Regions from separate parts of the Homo sapiens genome. Here region 1 is linked to region 2. A link is a loop called in an ENCODE intact Hi-C map of the cell type or tissue named here. Cell type or tissue: natural killer cell. All regions are shown on one strand.

Region 1 (8,000 bases), 170 kb after region 2:
TGGCAATAATGGTAGTTCCTACCTCCTGCTGTGGTCATGAGGATTCACTAAGAGAACATTTGTAAAGCACTCAGCACAATGGTGGGCATGAGAAATCCTTGATAAATGCCAGCTATTATTATCAGAAAAGAAAATAATGCAGAACCGTGCTGTAGGAATGCAATGTCCAGACATCTATTGCAATGATCAGCTGCAAGCAACATGGGGTACATCATGCTTTGTCACTCGAGGACACTGAATTGTCTGCTTCTTCCCATTAAGGGCCTGGAATCTTTCAGTAAGGTATCCAGGTGGCGGTGATGGTTCACAAAACAGCAGGCATTTTCTGGCCTAGTCTCCACTAGGGCTGAATGCTTATCTGAAGGGTGATCCTGAAAGGAGAGCCTTAGTCACACTGGACAAGGCCCTAGTCCTCTTGCGGAGCACATACCTGCTCTTCTGCATTTGGAAATTCCCTGGTGTCCTTTCGGGATGCCAGGGTGTACAGACATAAATTTGGTCTGGTTCAAAATTCAAACAAATTGTCTTCTAATAATTGGTCTTAGAAGTATGCTGACTTCCTGACCCTTTAAGATAAAGCTTTATAATATAAGCGCAGAAGGGAAATATTAATCCCCCTTGATGTTTTCCATTTGTGCCGCCTTTCTGGATGCTGTTTAAAACATTGGTTTGCCTTTAAATATAAAATATGTAGTTACGAAGAATTAAACAATGACTGACATGATTCTAGAGTGGTACTTGGCAAACCGTCCTTCTGTACATTATTTGTGTATCTTCCCTCAAGGTCTAGAGATGCTGGCTCTTTTGTTTGAGAGTTTATTCTGTGTTCTCAGTTGCTGTCTCCCTCTATAAATAAGTTCATGTTTAATGAAATGCTCTTTATCTCTCCTGCAATGTCTGGGTTGTTGGAGGGGAGGGAAGGGGATGACAAATCAGCTTTTCCCTGCAGCTTCTCATAAGCAGTGAACTGAGGTTCTTTAACATAAGTTTGCTTTCAGTAACTGACATTCCTGCTAAGGTGGTAGGTTGCTTCCTGAGGTGTCATGCTGATCATTGCTGCATAATTCTTCCTGAAAGAAAACTTGGCACCCAGGAAGCAATTGAAGGAGACACAATACCGTTCCACACTGTTACAACTCTTGTAACTGTGTGGGGTAAATGGCTTCTGGAAGGGGAAGTCGAGTAAATTGATGGGGAAAGGGGTGTAAAGGGGTCTGGGTTTGGAGGAGGGGTTTTGGGAAAACCTGGGTTGCCCTGGGCATCTCCACAGCAGATGCCTGAGGAAACACTGGGCTATTAGCTGCAGTCCACACCAGCACACAGTCTTCCCACATAACTGAGTTTGTTTTTTAATTGTCAATTTAGCTTTTTACAATTGGTTCCCACTCCTCAATATTTATGGCCCTGATGAAAGCTGTTTCTAGGAGTCACATCAATATTTTTGTTGATATTTATGTGTGTGTATGTGTGTTTAATGATTTCTGAGCTATGTAGAGATTTCCTGAGACTTAAGAGCTTTTTCTAAGACTGCCTCTAACTAGCTGCGTGTTCCTGGGCAGGGAACCTTATTATTCTTACCCAAATACTGAAGGATCTGGGCCAGGTACTGTCTAAAGGGTTTTCATCCTCTGGAAGTGTTTCTTGGTGAAGGATGAGAAGGCAAGACATTTAAGTAGCATTTGGGTGACATGCGTACAGTTGTGGAATTCTGAAAAGGCCTAAAAGGCTGCTGGAAATTTGTGGTATTTATTGGCAGGTTTCTTTTTATTAATGTCATTTTGTTGCTTTGGTACCTTAGCCCAGGCACTGTGGCCTTGCCAGAAGCAGGTTTTTATACCAGGTGTTTCCTTCTGACTTAACATTCCCTGAAGCAAATTGAATATGTTAATGTTTCATAAGTCAGACTTTCCAGGTAACTCCCTAGTCACTGCCACGTTCTTGGCTGAGTTCCCTGCAGGCTTTCTATTCACTGCAGTTTTTATTATCAAGGGTCCTCAACTTGTAGAATCTGATTCAGGCATGGTTTTGTTAGAAACAAATGTTACTGTGGTTGGAATATCCTGAAATTAGATAATATACGGGGAAAAAGTGTTGTTGCATATGTCCTTACTTGGCTCATTGAATCGCCTGCCTGTCAAACTGTTATTTAAATTTGACTTTTAAGTAAGGCGCTTTGGAAAATTGAGCTAAGCCAACTCTTAGTGACTTTTTTCCCCTTCTGAACATTTCTTTTCTTCTAACAATGCTGCATATTTTACTTTGTCTAGGATTTTCAAGAAAGACATGTCTGACAAAATGTCTAGCTTCCTACATATTGGAGACATTTGTTCTCTGTACGCGGAGGGATCGACAAATGGATTTATTAGCACCTTGGGGTAAGAGCATGCAATTTCTTGTGTGGCACGGTTTGTTTAAGACATCATAACATCAGCTTAAAACTGTGATTTTTCTAACATAAGAACGTCACCGTTTTACTTGGCTTTCTAAGTGCGGTTGAAATCACAAACACCAAATCTCATGTTAGCCAAGTTTAACCTCTTATACAAAAACACAATTTTCTGTATATTTCTGAAAGAGCAAAACCTCATTATTTAGGACACTATTCTGAGTTTATTAAAATTTGCTTTTCCTTTCTATATAAAAGGGAGAGTGCCTTTATTCCACTATGGAATACAGTTTAAATGGAATAAAGTGTAAAGATGAATATTTGCAGAGCCCAAAGAAGTGCTTTTTAGTTTTGTAAAGGCTCTTCTTTTCAGATAGTGACTCCTTTATAATATAAGCAAAGACCAAACCTCCTGGGCTGCCTATCTCTTTTCTTTGAAGCAGACATTTCCTATTTTACATTGCTGTATGCATTTGAAAATTATAAATTGCATAAAGTTCTATAAATCAGATTTTTGCTCTTTTGTGCTTTTTTCCCAATCTTTATACAACTTTTAAGGGTATAAATATATTTCATAATGTACTCATTTGATTATCTTCTCCCGTCTCCTCCTACGCCTATTGTCTAGAAGAGGAAATGAGAGGTGAAATAGTCCCAAAGGCAGACAGAGGCAGAATGGAGAATCAAGATGGTTAACTCCAAAATAGTTACGAATGGTCTATATTGTCTTTGTGTAGAAAGGAGTAGTGAGGCCCCGGGGCGGCATTGTTGAATTTGGCAAGAGCTGGACTCAAATAAATTGGGGGAAGGAAGACCAGCAGCTTCTCCAAGAACCTCATTTTTACAGCAGCCAGACCTTCCTTTCAATTATAGCTATTATTTAAAGCATGCTTGTTTCCTGGTATTTGTGCAGAATGAGTATTCCTAGGCTCTCATGCAGGTTACTCCACACTCAGGGAGCAAATTATTATAGATACAGAATTATAGCTCAATTAGACTTGTGCTCCCACTGTAGAGAGATTTTGTTTCAAATGTCATCCAGTGAAAAAGAAGTCATCCATGGCTGCCTGATCACCAGATCCAGTGACTTTCTACATTTGACCTCTCTCCATTATGGACCTACCCTTAACAATTTATCTTCTGTGGCTTTTGGCAAAGAGGCCTCCTTCTGCCCTGCCTCTGACTCTCCCTCCTTTCTTCATGGTTGGCTCCTTCCTGTTTTCATCGTCTATGGTTGACTCTTTTACCCTCTTCTTCTTTTCAGTAATGACAGCAACAGTAATAAATGAAAAGCACTAAATGAGCCCAGTGGGTATTTGCTGTGTGCTAGGCACTATGCTAAATACTGTGCCTACATCTTCCTTAATCCTCACACAACTGTCTATGGTGAACATTGTCATCATTGCTGTTTGTGGAGGCAAAACTTTTGAGCTTCAGAGAGGCAAAGTCACTTGCCCAAGATTTCACAGCTCAGAAAATTCCAGACTCCAAGGCTAGGGCTGCCAGCAGTTGCTCTCTGCAGGCCAGCTTCTCTCTTTCCAGCTTCCTTGTCTGCCCGCAGCTCTCCCTCCTCCTTGACTGTGCACAGCCCCTATCTGGATGCCTGGTTAAACCTCAACCCACTCTATTCCCATGTTTCCCCTGGGGGTCTTGATTTCCCAGTCACCCAGGTGCCTCCTGAGCCCCCGGGATCTTAGTACCTTCTTTCTCTTCCAGGGCATCTCTTCTTTAAAATCATATGAAGTGCTTTTTAAGTGTTTTCCTCAAACATTGTAAACAAATTAATGATGAGTCCCTCCTGCCCTTTTAAAGTGAGGAGGGCTTCTTTTTGAACTTTGGGTTGCTAATACTTTCTTGAGATGAATACTTTATTTTCTCAGTTGCTTGCACATATTTGAGGATAGCAGTGTAAAAATGGGGTTGGAAAGAAAGTTTGACAACCCTTCCTGTTTTTAATATTTATGGGGGACCTGTTGTGGACTACGGTGAGTGAGTGCCAGTCGTTATGGGACTCACTGTGTAGCACTCCAGCCCCATCCCATTTATATAGATGGTGGTTACCTCCAAATGGCTTCATCTACTGGTTGAACTTGAGAACTCCAATAGGATCTTGGAGGGCAAGTGTGTGTGTGTGCACACTACTCAGTGGCATGCTTCTGAATTGCCTTTTTAGCTTGTTAAAAATAAAGGTTCAGCTTGGTGCGGTAGCTAACGCCTGTAATCCCAGCTACTTGGGAGGCTGAGATGGGAGGATCCTTTGAGACCAGGAGCTCAAGACCAGCTTTTAAGACCAGCCTGGGCAATATAGCAAGAACCCTGTCTCTTTATAAAAACAAGACGGGCAGGATTCTTGGGCCTCATCCTACAGCACAGCTTTAGTAAGCTGGGTTGACAGAGTCCTGGCGTCAGTATATTTGGAAACAATAAGTCTGATGAACATCCCCCTCGTTAAGAATCCCTGAGACCAACTTTCATTTTACAGATGAAAAAACTGAGACCGGTAGGGGTAAAATGCCACAGTCATGATCATGCCGCTAGTAGGTGGCAGAGTGCCATCTACAATTCATTTGTCATCTGAGCTTGACTGGGGCTCCTCTTACCACTTCCTCCCCATTTGAGAACTTGATGATTTATTTATTTTTTTTTTTCTTGAGATGGAGTCTCACTCTGTCGCCAGGCTGGAGTGCAGTGGCACGATCTTGGCTCACTGCACCCTCCACCTCCTGGGTTCAAGCAATTCATCTGCCTCAGCCTCCCATGTAGCTGGGACTACAGGCGCCTGCCACCACGCCCAGCTAATTTTTGAATTTCTAGTAGTGACAGGATTTTGCCATGTTGGCCAGAATGGTCTCAATCTCTTGACCTCGTGATCCGCCTGTCTCGGCCTCCCAAAGTGCTGGGATTACAGGTGTGAGCCACCATGCCTGGCCATGGCTTGATGATTTATTAACCTAGCCCTACCTTGGATTCTGAGCCCACCCTGTCAAGCATTATGTTAGCTCTGGGGGCATTACTATACTTACAGGAGCTTAAGGTGGTGGTTTTATATATGTATATTCTGCTCTTGATTTTTACATGAGAACTCAGGCCATTGGCTACACTGTTCTTCTTGTTTATACAGTGAAGTCTTGTGTCATGAAGCTGAAGGAGGCAAACTGCTGGTGGGGTACCATGGACACTTTGATTTACCCACCAAATAGATACTGAGCTGCCAGCCTTGGGCATCTTCTGGCCTTCATGGAGCTGGTAGCCTGGTGCCCCTTTGGAGTCTCAGTCAGTGAGGTTGGGAGGACAGAGAAGGAGAGGCAGAGAGTGTCTGGCGCAGGAGAAGCTTGGTCGGGGGGGCTTTGTGGAGAAGGTGGGGCTCTTACCCTGAGTCCTGAAAGACAGGCAGGACTTGAGGAGGCAAAAGGGAATCTTGGAGAATAGAACAGTAAGGGTCAAGGCTGAATATTTAATGGTACCTTGCATTTGGGATGAGAGGAGGCAGCACAGATGAATGGAGGAACCCTGGAAAACCATGGTGTGTTAGCTGGGAACAACTGCAAGTTCTGTGGTCACTTGGAAGATTAGCCAGTTCTATCAGTACCAGTTTTAGGAGCTTGGACAAGTTGTGTAACTTCTCAGAGTCTCAGTTCCCTCATCTGTTCAAAAATATATTTTTAAGTGGTTCTTCTAAAAGAATTGTGCAAGTTAGACTTAGCAGTCAGGACTTTAAATACTGAGTCTTTATGTAATGTGAGCTTATTTATTTGTAATTTTTTGTACTTTCCCCACTAGTTGCTTTTGATGCTCCACAGTCCTTTCATATCTTCATGAGTTTGTGCTCATGGTTCTTTCCACCTGGAAACGCTCCCCTCTAGCCTCCAACATCTATTTCGAATCTTCCAGTAGTTCCATTAGAACTTCCTCTGTCTGCAGCTTCTCAGATGACCTCAGGCACAGTTCGCTTCTGGCTGTATTTTTTTTTCTTCCTTCTCTTACAGCCCTTAGATTATATTCTCCTTATCAGTTTGTTCTTAAGGCTCCTGCACTAGCCTTGAGCTCCCAAAGAGCAAGGGCCTGGCTCATATTCACCTGGCACAAAGTCAGCTCCTCAGCTACCCTTAGTTGAATGCAACAGCCCCTTGCTGTGTCTCGCGACTTCAGCCACCTTGCATGCTATACTCAGATCTACCATGGACATGGTTATGGGAAAGGAGCCACAGAAAACAGTAGCCTTAATGTGTCCTTCACAGAACAGAACCCTGGGCTTTTGGATTAGGTTTAGATCCATGCATAGGAAGCCTCTAGTGTAAAGAGTTCCTGGCAGGAGAATATGGCAATCTAAATGTTGCGCAGGAAAAGCCCTGGGATATCTGATTTTTGCATAGTGCTAAGAGTTTCATTTTCATACACTTGACAGAGCATTTATCTGTCTTCTTTACAGCCTGGTTGATGATCGTTGTGTTGTACAGCCAGAAACCGGGGACCTTAACAATCCACCTAAGAAATTCAGAGGTAAGGTGGTGGCTTTCCTGGAGTAGTCACCTTGACTCACTTGAAAATTCTTGAAGTGTGTTGTTGGTGTGTGTGTGTGTTTATAAGCAAAATAGGCTTATTTATTATGTATTTTTTTCAGAGTATGATTTGAGTTCTAAGCTTTACAACTTGAAAAATGCATACATAAATTTAGTATCAAGATTGGGTTGGCTTTTACTGGGTCCTTAATTTGTCTATTGAATATGTGTTGACAAGTGCTAATTCGGTTTAAAGTCTTACATTTGTACAGGTATTTCTTCAAACAAATAGTATTTATGGATCCAGTCACAGGGAACATTCATTATTTCAGCAGATCTCACTGTCCGTTTGGGGATGCTGATATTCTTAGATACCTTCTTTAAGAGGTATCTAATGATACCTCACTGAATGTCTCACTGGAATGAAACGTTCTTAATTATTGCACTTGTTTTTTGAGTTAAAAGACATAGGCAGGCTGGGCACAGTGGCGCATGCTTGTAATCTCAGCACTTTGGGAGGCCAGGGTGTGGAGATTGCTAGAGCCTGGGAATTCTAGACGAGTCTGGGAATTCTAGACCAGCCTGGGCAACATGGTGAAACACTGTCTCTACTGAAAATACAGAAATTAGCTGGGTGTGGTAGCATGCACCTGTAGTCCCAGCTACTCAGGAGGCTGAGGTTGGGAGGATCACCTGAGCCTGGGAGTTCCAGGCTACTGTGAACCGAGATCGCACCACTGTACTCCAGCCTGGGCGACAAAGTGAGACCCTGTCTCAAAAACAAAAACAAAAACAAAAACAAAAACAAGACATAGGCAGGGCAGCTTTTCTACCCAAATTAGTTTTTTCTTTAGGCCTCCTGAATTTGGTATCTTTCTCCAAAGGTAGCTTAGTTTATTGTAGGAGGTCTTTGAAATACACTTGGTATCTTAGATGATAAACATTTGTTTTTCTTTTTTGTTGTTGTGGTTAGTGGTCCTCAGCTCTAGGCACATGTTAGAATCATCTGAGGAAGTTTTTAAATTAAATAGATGCTTGGGGCTCCATTGTAGAGCTTAGGGATCAACTATAGAGCCCTAACATCTATTTATTAATTAAATTATTTATCAATTAAG
Region 2 (8,000 bases):
TCTCTCACCACTCTTATTCAACATTGTATTGGAAGTTCTGGCCATGGCAATCAGGCAAGAGAAAGAAATAAAGGGTATTCAATAGGAAGAGAGGAAGTCAGATTGTCTCTGTTTGCAGGTGACATGATTTCACGTTTAGAAAACTGCATCATCTCAGCCCCAAAACTTCTTGAACTGATAAGAAACTTCAGCAAAGTCTCAGGGTACAAAAGTCAACGTGCAAAAATCACAAGCATTCGTTTACACCAACAACAGGCTAACAGAGAGCCAAATCATGAATGAACTCCCATTCACAATTGCTACAAAGAGATTAAAATACCTAGGAATACAGCTAACAAGAGATGTGAAGGACCTCTCCAACTACAAAGCACTGCTCAAGGAAATAAGAGAGGACACAAACAAATGGAAAAACATTCCATCCTCATGGATGGGAAGAATCAATACCATGAAAATGGCCATAGTGCCCAAAGTAATTTATAGATTCAATGCTATTCCCATCAAACTACTGTTGACATTCTTCACAGAATTAGAAAAAACTATTTTAAATTTCATATGGAACCAAAAAAGAGCCTGGATAGCCAAGACAATTCTGAGCGAAAAGAACAAAGCTGGAGGCATCACACTACCTGACTTCAAACTATACTACAAGGCTACAGTAACCAAAACAGCATGGTACTGGTACCAAAACAGACATATAGACCAATGGAGCAGAACAGAGACCTCGGAAGCAATACCACACATCTACAACCATCTGATCTTTCACAAATCTGACAAAAACAAGCAATAGGGAAAGGATTCCCTATTTAATAAATGGTGTTGGGAAAACTGGCTAGCCATATGCAGAAAACTGAAAGTGGACCCCTTCCTTACACCTTGTACAAACATTAACTCAAGATGGATTAAAGACTTAAATGTAAAACCCAAAACCATAAAAACCTCAGAAGAGGCCAGGCACAGTGGCTCAAGCCTGTAATCCCAACACTTTAGGAGGCTGAGGCGGGTTGACCACCTGAGATCAGGAGTTTGAGGCCAGCCTGACCAACATGCAGAAATGCTGTCTCTACTAAAAATACAAAAAAAAAAAAAAATTAGCCAGGTGTGGTGGCACATGCCTGTAATCCCAGCTACTCGGGAGGCTGAGGCTGGAGAATCACTTGAACCCAGAAGGCAGAGGTTGCGGTGAGCCAAGATCACGCCATTGCACTCCAGCCTGGGCAACAAGAGCGAAGCGCCGTCTCAAACAAACAAACAAACAAAACCCTAGAAGAAAACCTAGGCAATACCATTAAGGACATAGGCATGGGGAAAGACTTCATGACAAAAATGTGAAAAGAAATTGCAACAAAAGCCAAAATTGACAAATGGAATCTAATTAAACTAAAGATCTTCTGCACAGCAAATGAAACTGTCATCAGAGTGAACAAGCAATCTACAGAACAGGAGACAATTTTTGCAATCTACCCATCTGACAAAGGTCTAATATCTAGAATTTACAAGGAATTTAAACATATTTACAAGAAAAAAACAAACAACCTTATCAAAGAGTGGGTGAAGGATATGAACAAACACTTCTCAAGACATTTATGCAGCCAATGGACATATGAAAAAAAGCTCAACATCACTGATCATCAGAGAAATACAATGAGATACCATTTCACGCCAGTCAGAATGGCGATTATTAAAAAATCAAGAAACAATAGAGGCTAGTGAGGCTGTGGAGAAGTAGGAACGTGTTTACATTGTTGGTGGGAATGTAAATTAGTTCAAACATTGTGGAAGACAGTATGGTGATTCCCCAAGGATCTAGAACCAGAAATACCATTTGACTCAGCAATACCATTCCTGGATATATACCCAAAGGAATATAAATCATTCTACTATAAAGACACACGCACATGTATGCTCCTTGCAGCACTATTTACGATAGCAAAGACATGGAACCAACCCAAATGCCCATCAATGGTAGACTGGATAAAGAAAATGTGGTACATATACACCATGGAATACTATGCAGTCATAAAAAGGAATGAGATCATGCCCTTTGCAGGGACATGGATGAAGCTGGAAGCCATTATCCTCAGCAAACTAACATAGGAACAGAAAAACAAACACCACATGTTCTCACTCACAAGTGAGAGTTGAACATTGAGAACACATCCACACAGAGAGGGGAACAACACACACCAGGGCCAGTTGCGGGGTAGGAGGTGAAGGGAAGGAAGTTGGAGGATGGGTCAATAGGCGCAGCAAACCAACACGGCACATGTATTCCTATGTAACAAACCTGCACGTTCTGTACATGCATCCGGTTTTTTTTTTTAGAAGAAATAAAAAAAATAAGTTGTATATATTACGTATTATTTTCTTTTTTTTTTTTTTCTGAGATGGAGTCTCGCTCTGTCGCCCAGGCTGGAGCGCAGTGGCACGATCTTGGGTCACTGCAACCTCTGCCTTCCGTGTTTGAGCAATTCTCCTGCCTCAGCCTCCCGAGTAGCTGGGATTACAGGCATGCACCACCACGCCAGGCTAATTTTTGTATTTTTTTTAGTATTAAAAAATCACCATTTTTTAGTATATAAAATCACCATGTTGTTCAGGGTGTTTTCAAACTCCTGACCTCGTGATCTGCCCACCTTGGCCTCCCAAAGTTCTGGGATTACAGGCTTGAGCCACCACTTTCTGTGTGTGTATATGCGTGTGTGTGTGTGTGTGTGTGTATAATTGTGTGTGTATAATTGTGTGTGTATAATTGTGTGTATATATATTCAATATATATCCATATATACATGTAGTATAAATGTTTGTAAATACGTTTTTAAAAGTCTGGAAAGATAGACTGTTGATAGTAGTCACCTATTGGCATGGATATGGGAGAAGACCAGAAACTCACAGAATGAGGAGCTTCTATACAAATTTTATTTATGCTTTGAGTTTCTAATTTTACCTAGGTATATTAAAGCTCTGATAACTAAAAAATAATAAATTTTCAAAGAAACTTGATAAATAGTTAAAAATGAGATAATTCTTAATTAAAGCAGTAGAAGTTCAGAAAATGATTACAGTAAAAAGATGACAAATTATTCCAGAGCTCTCTTCACCTCTGCAGGTCACATTCTCTATCTCCTTCTCTTCCTCCTCTTTAAAAAGCTAGCAATTGGAACAAACACTTTAGAATAACTGTTTCACCTATGGAATAAAATTTTGCACCCCCTCCCTTTTTGCTCATACCTCCTAGCCTTCCCAAATCCACACTACCCCTAAATAAAAGGTTTGCCAACTCTAGAGATCATTTGTACAACAAAAAAAGAAAAAAAAAAATCAAACCAATACAACAAACCCAAACTGGCCACTAGAGGGAGAACATCACACATAAAACCACTTTGAGCTACCACTCCACGGAAAACCATACCCACAGACGGAGGTACAAGGGTTGGCTCCACAAGAGATTGTTCAAAGGTAAAAGCTCACAGGCAATCATCAATGTGATTCAGCCTTTGGCTTGCCTAATATGTCCTGAAGCAAATAGTTTTATTAATAAATATAAAATTACAAATGTGAATATGTTTCCCATATTAGTGAGGTCTCCCCACCCTCCCTGCTCTGAATCAAATTTTTACAAATGTTCTGGAACAGAAGCAAATGTTGAGTTGGAAGCTGCCCTGAAACTGAGTCTTAACGAAACAATACCCATTTTTGAGCCCAGCCACAGAGTTAGGAGAAGCAAGTAAGAAACTTTAGCCTCGTTTTACAAAGAGCAGGGGATTTAATCTTATCAAGGAAGTCCTCTCATATACTTTTTCAGACCGCTATTTCATGAGGATGACGCAGCACACTTTTCCTTTCATTCTTCACACACTGATCTCAGTCGTCTTTATCAGCCACATTCTTTTTATGTATTTGTGCCTGGAACGAATGAGCTGATAATGCACCTTTTGATCATGTTTTCCAGTGGATGAATGTGTTCCATGCACCCAAGCCTTCTTCCACGCCGCCCCTAAAAAAAAGTCCATTTCTTTAGGGTAACATCATCATTTTAAAAAAGAAGTGACACATGGGTGGGGAGGGAGGTGTGATGGAAACACGTCTTTCAAAAATGTGTAGTCGTAGCCTCGGCCACTTCATTACCACATTGAGAATAATTTCTGCAGTGTGACTAAGCATCAACCCTTCAAGTTTGGAGTGGATTTAAAGCAGGTCAAAGGTTTACACTCAGATCCCTCTATACTGACTGCTTTAACCCTCCTGCCTTGATTGTACCTTTTCTAGAAGTACTTGCACATAATTTTCAAAATCTGAAGAAGAAATAGATTTAGTAACTTGTCCAAAGTCACAAATCTAGTAAGTGGTAGGAGAAGAATTTAAGCCCAGACAGTCTGGCTCCAGAGCCCATGTTCTTAACCACTAATCCATTCCACCTCCTCACTCTTTGCCTTTTTACTCCTGCAAGCTATCCCTTGCCCCAGTAATCTCCCGTCTTCAGTCCACCACTCCCCACCCCAAACTCACAATAAAACAATGGACTCAATGATACAGTAGAGAGAACGGAAGTCACAAAAATGGCGTGAGTCCTGGTTCTGCCTCACTCAACCGTGTCACCTGGGGCATCTTGAGTCCTAGTTTTCTAAGTGCACATTGGGAATATTAACCAAAAATAACCAGTTCCCCCCCAAAAACTACTCTGCAAATTAAATTAGGTCATGTACACAAAGCCTCCAGTACAGTGCCTGGCCCTGGAAAGCAAACCAGCCAAGACAAGAGAAGACATAGAACAACCACAATTTACCGCACAATGAACACAGTCTACCAGGAGAAAGTGAGCTGTTTCAGAAAGTAACACTTTCACCTTCCTCAATGGCTTTATAATACAGCCACCATCTGGGGAAAGATGGCTGGGGACATGGCAGGGTCCCACCACAATGTCACCTTGAGTGGAGGCTGCAATAGTCAGGGAATCTTCCATGACTTGCACCGAATACTTGCAAAGCCCTTTTTGGGAGACATTTTATACAAAGTGATTCCAACTACAGGATTGTTGAGGGTAGTCCATGCATAGAATTATGTTCCAAAGGATGTAGGTCCATTATTGCTGCGTGTAAAAAAAAAAAAAAAAAAAAAAAGGGTGACAACCCCATGGCAGGGCCATCTGTCTGTGAAGGGGCCAGGGAAGCAAATTCACCTCTACATTTAAGAGGTCTCCCAAAACAAACAGGAAGGAAGTGCTTCTGAACAGTTAATTTAACTTGCTCTTGAGGTCATTTAAACCCAATTCTTTTTGACCGTCCTTAGAAGAGATGGAGAAAGGCTGTCATTTTCTCCCAAGACAGATTCAGTCACTGTCAGACCTTGCTCTTCTCCTAGATGAACAGCTCTCAGGTTTTTTGGTTTCAGGATCCCTTTACACTCCTAGAAATCATTGAGGACCCCACAGAATTTCTGTAATGTGCAATATATCTACAGACATTGAACATATTAAAAGATTGACCCAAGTATGGTGGCTTACACCTGTATCCCAGAACTTCAAGAGCTGGAGGCAGGAGGATGGCTTGAGGCCGGGAGCTTAAGACCAGCTTGGGCAACATAGTGAGACCCTCATCTTTACATTTTAAGAAAAAATTAAGATTAGGAATTTTTTTGAGACGGAATCTCACTCTGTCGCCCAGGCTGGAGTACAGTGGCGTGATCTCCGCTCACTGCAAACTCCGCCTCCCAGGTTCACACCATTCTCCTGCCTCAGCCTCCCGAGTAGCTGGGACTACAGGCACCCGCCACCACGCCCGGCTAATTTTTTGTATTTTTAGTAGAGACGGGGTTTCACCGTGTTAGCCAGGATGGTCTCGATCTCCTGACCTCGTGATCCGCCCACCTCGGCCTCCCAAAGTGCCGGGATTACAGGCGTGAGTCACTGCGCCCGGCCTAATTTTTTAACATAAAAATATACAAGCTCATATTCTGTGAGCCCTCAGGCTACATATCATACAGTCTCTAGAAAACTCTACTGTATACTCTTAGATAATTTAAAAAACAAACAACATCTTAATATTATTATGAAAATCAGTTTGACTCACAGGCCCCCTGAAAGGGGGCTGGAGGTCTCTGGGGTCTCCAGACCACACTTGGAGAACTGCTGAGCTAGATAAAACCTCCTACAACAGGTTGTAGTGAGTTCTGTCTGCCACATCCTGAACCCTTCTACTTGGACATCATATTGATTTTCATTTGTTTATTTTCATTTTTATGATTTTTAGGGACAGGGTATGGCTCTGTCACCCAGGCTGGAGTGCAGCAGTGTGATCATAGCAAACTCCTGAGGTCAAGCAATCCTGCCACCTCAGTCTTACTCCTGAGTTGCTAGGACTATAGGACTATGCTACCATGCCCAGCTAATTTTTCTATTTTTTGTAGAGATGGGGTCTCACTATGTTGCCTAGGCTGATCATGAACTCCTGGCCTCAAGTGATCCTCCTGCCTTGGCCTCCCAAAGTGCTAGGATTACTGGCATAAGCCACCCTGCCCAGCCCCCATCTTGATTTTTAAGTCTGGTAATTTATGTAGTTAGAATTAAAATCCTGAACCAGTAATATCAAAGAAGGATTAAATAAGAAGTAAGAATGTAAACAATGAGGCAGAACTACCCAAACAACTATTCTCTAAAACTGAAATGCAAATTAGCACTGAAGACACCACAGAAAACCTTGAACAGGCAGATCAACACAGTATGGGCCAACAGACTATCCTCCCTTTTCGTTTTTCCTTCTTTTTAATTATTGTTATGTCCACAAATGACTTTTCCATTGGTATTAAACCTGCTAGAGGTTCTTTGTGAGGTGGATTCAAGAAGAAAATACCCAGAGTTTCACAATATAGGTAGCGATAACCAGGTCTCACTTTCCCCTTCCGTGAGAACTTCGTGGGACAGACCGACCGCGCAGGATCAGGTATTTCCAAATTCAAGTACTAACACAAGTTTGGGGATTAATCATGCCAGCTTTTTTCTTTTTTAATGTTTGATATGGGGGTCAAGGTTAAGCTTTTCTATGCAGTCTCTTTGTTCTTTCTTACTCTTAGCCCATTTTGTCCTCTTCTCTGTGGCTGTAACTCCATGGCTGCCCAGGACCATCTGGTAGTACCTTCCTGCTCCTTTGCTTCTAATAGTCATATTTATAACAGGAACAAGTACCTAGGAAGCACTTATCCCAGTATCTGGGAAGCACTTATCCAAGTACTTTGTGCTAAGCACTTTATTTTTGCATTTTCTCATATCTCCCCACAACCCCACAAGGTAGGTATTATTATTCCCATTTTACCTTAGAGGACATTGCTTGCCTTACAGTGGCACAGTTACGTATGTGGTGGTGCAGGGATATGATCCCAGACAATCTTATCCCAAGGCTCTCTACCCACGATGCTAAACTGCCTTTTAAAGACAGTGACGCCGGACACAGTGGCTCACGCCTGTAATCCCAGCATTTTGGGATGCTGAGGCAAGTGGATTGCTTGAGCCCTGGAGTTCAAGACCAGCCTAGGCAACATGGAAAAACTCCATCTCTACAAAATAAAAAATAAAAAAAACTAGCTGGGCATGGTGGCATGTGCCTGTAGTCCCAGATACTCAGAAGGCTGAGGTGGGGGGGATCACCTGAGCCTAGGAGGTAGAGGCTGTAGTGAGCCATGATTGCACCACTGCCCTCGGGCCTGGATGACAGAGGAAGATTCTGTCTCAGAAAAATAAAAATAAAAGACAGTGATTGAAGAGATTAAAACGACATCCTTCCCATGTCATTTAAAGGTAAATAAATAAAATCTTATTTGGCAAAGGTGTAGAGCAGAGAAAAATTGTGGACTTTGAAAATGCAACCAATGGCTCTTCACCACAGGCACCAAAGTAAATGTAGGTGAACCTTTTATCAGTGCCACCTGACAAGGAAAGCCTTATCTCTGCTCTTCTGATAGTCTGTTAGTGGTTTCACTTTTCCCCTAAGTGTTCATTCACAGCTTCTAGC

Evidence for each region. Hi-C counts contacts between places; a loop is a spot of excess contacts. Peaks named below come from ENCODE experiments on the same cell type or tissue, not always from the same donor. Only the 100,000 strongest peaks of a DNase experiment are listed, where the experiment ranks them.
Region 1: a loop joins it to region 2, with 8 times the contacts of the local background. A loop is called at or near these places in 7 of 110 quality-filtered maps.

What each region holds. Positions count from the first base shown.
Region 1 is chr3:4,514,209-4,522,208 of GRCh38, forward strand. ITPR1 (inositol 1,4,5-trisphosphate receptor type 1) reads left to right here. Exons shown (of 62, transcript NM_001378452.1): 3 at 2,268-2,375; 4 at 6,816-6,886. The coding sequence starts at 2,284. Among named protein-coding and RNA genes, the nearest start is that of ITPR1, 25 kb to the left of the region's middle. RefSeq lists an enhancer at 1-432. In natural killer cell, a CTCF peak has its summit at 4,933; a DNase peak (open chromatin) is centred at 4,933; H3K27ac peaks cover 1,567 bases.
Region 2 is chr3:4,347,638-4,355,637 of GRCh38, forward strand. It overlaps a transcript of SUMF1 not described here. Among named protein-coding and RNA genes, the nearest start is that of SETMAR, 48 kb to the left of the region's middle. In natural killer cell, CTCF peaks have their summits at 3,341 (motif pointing right) and 3,541; DNase peaks (open chromatin) are centred at 3,374, 3,824 and 4,084; H3K4me3 peaks cover 949 bases; H3K27ac peaks cover 1,127 bases.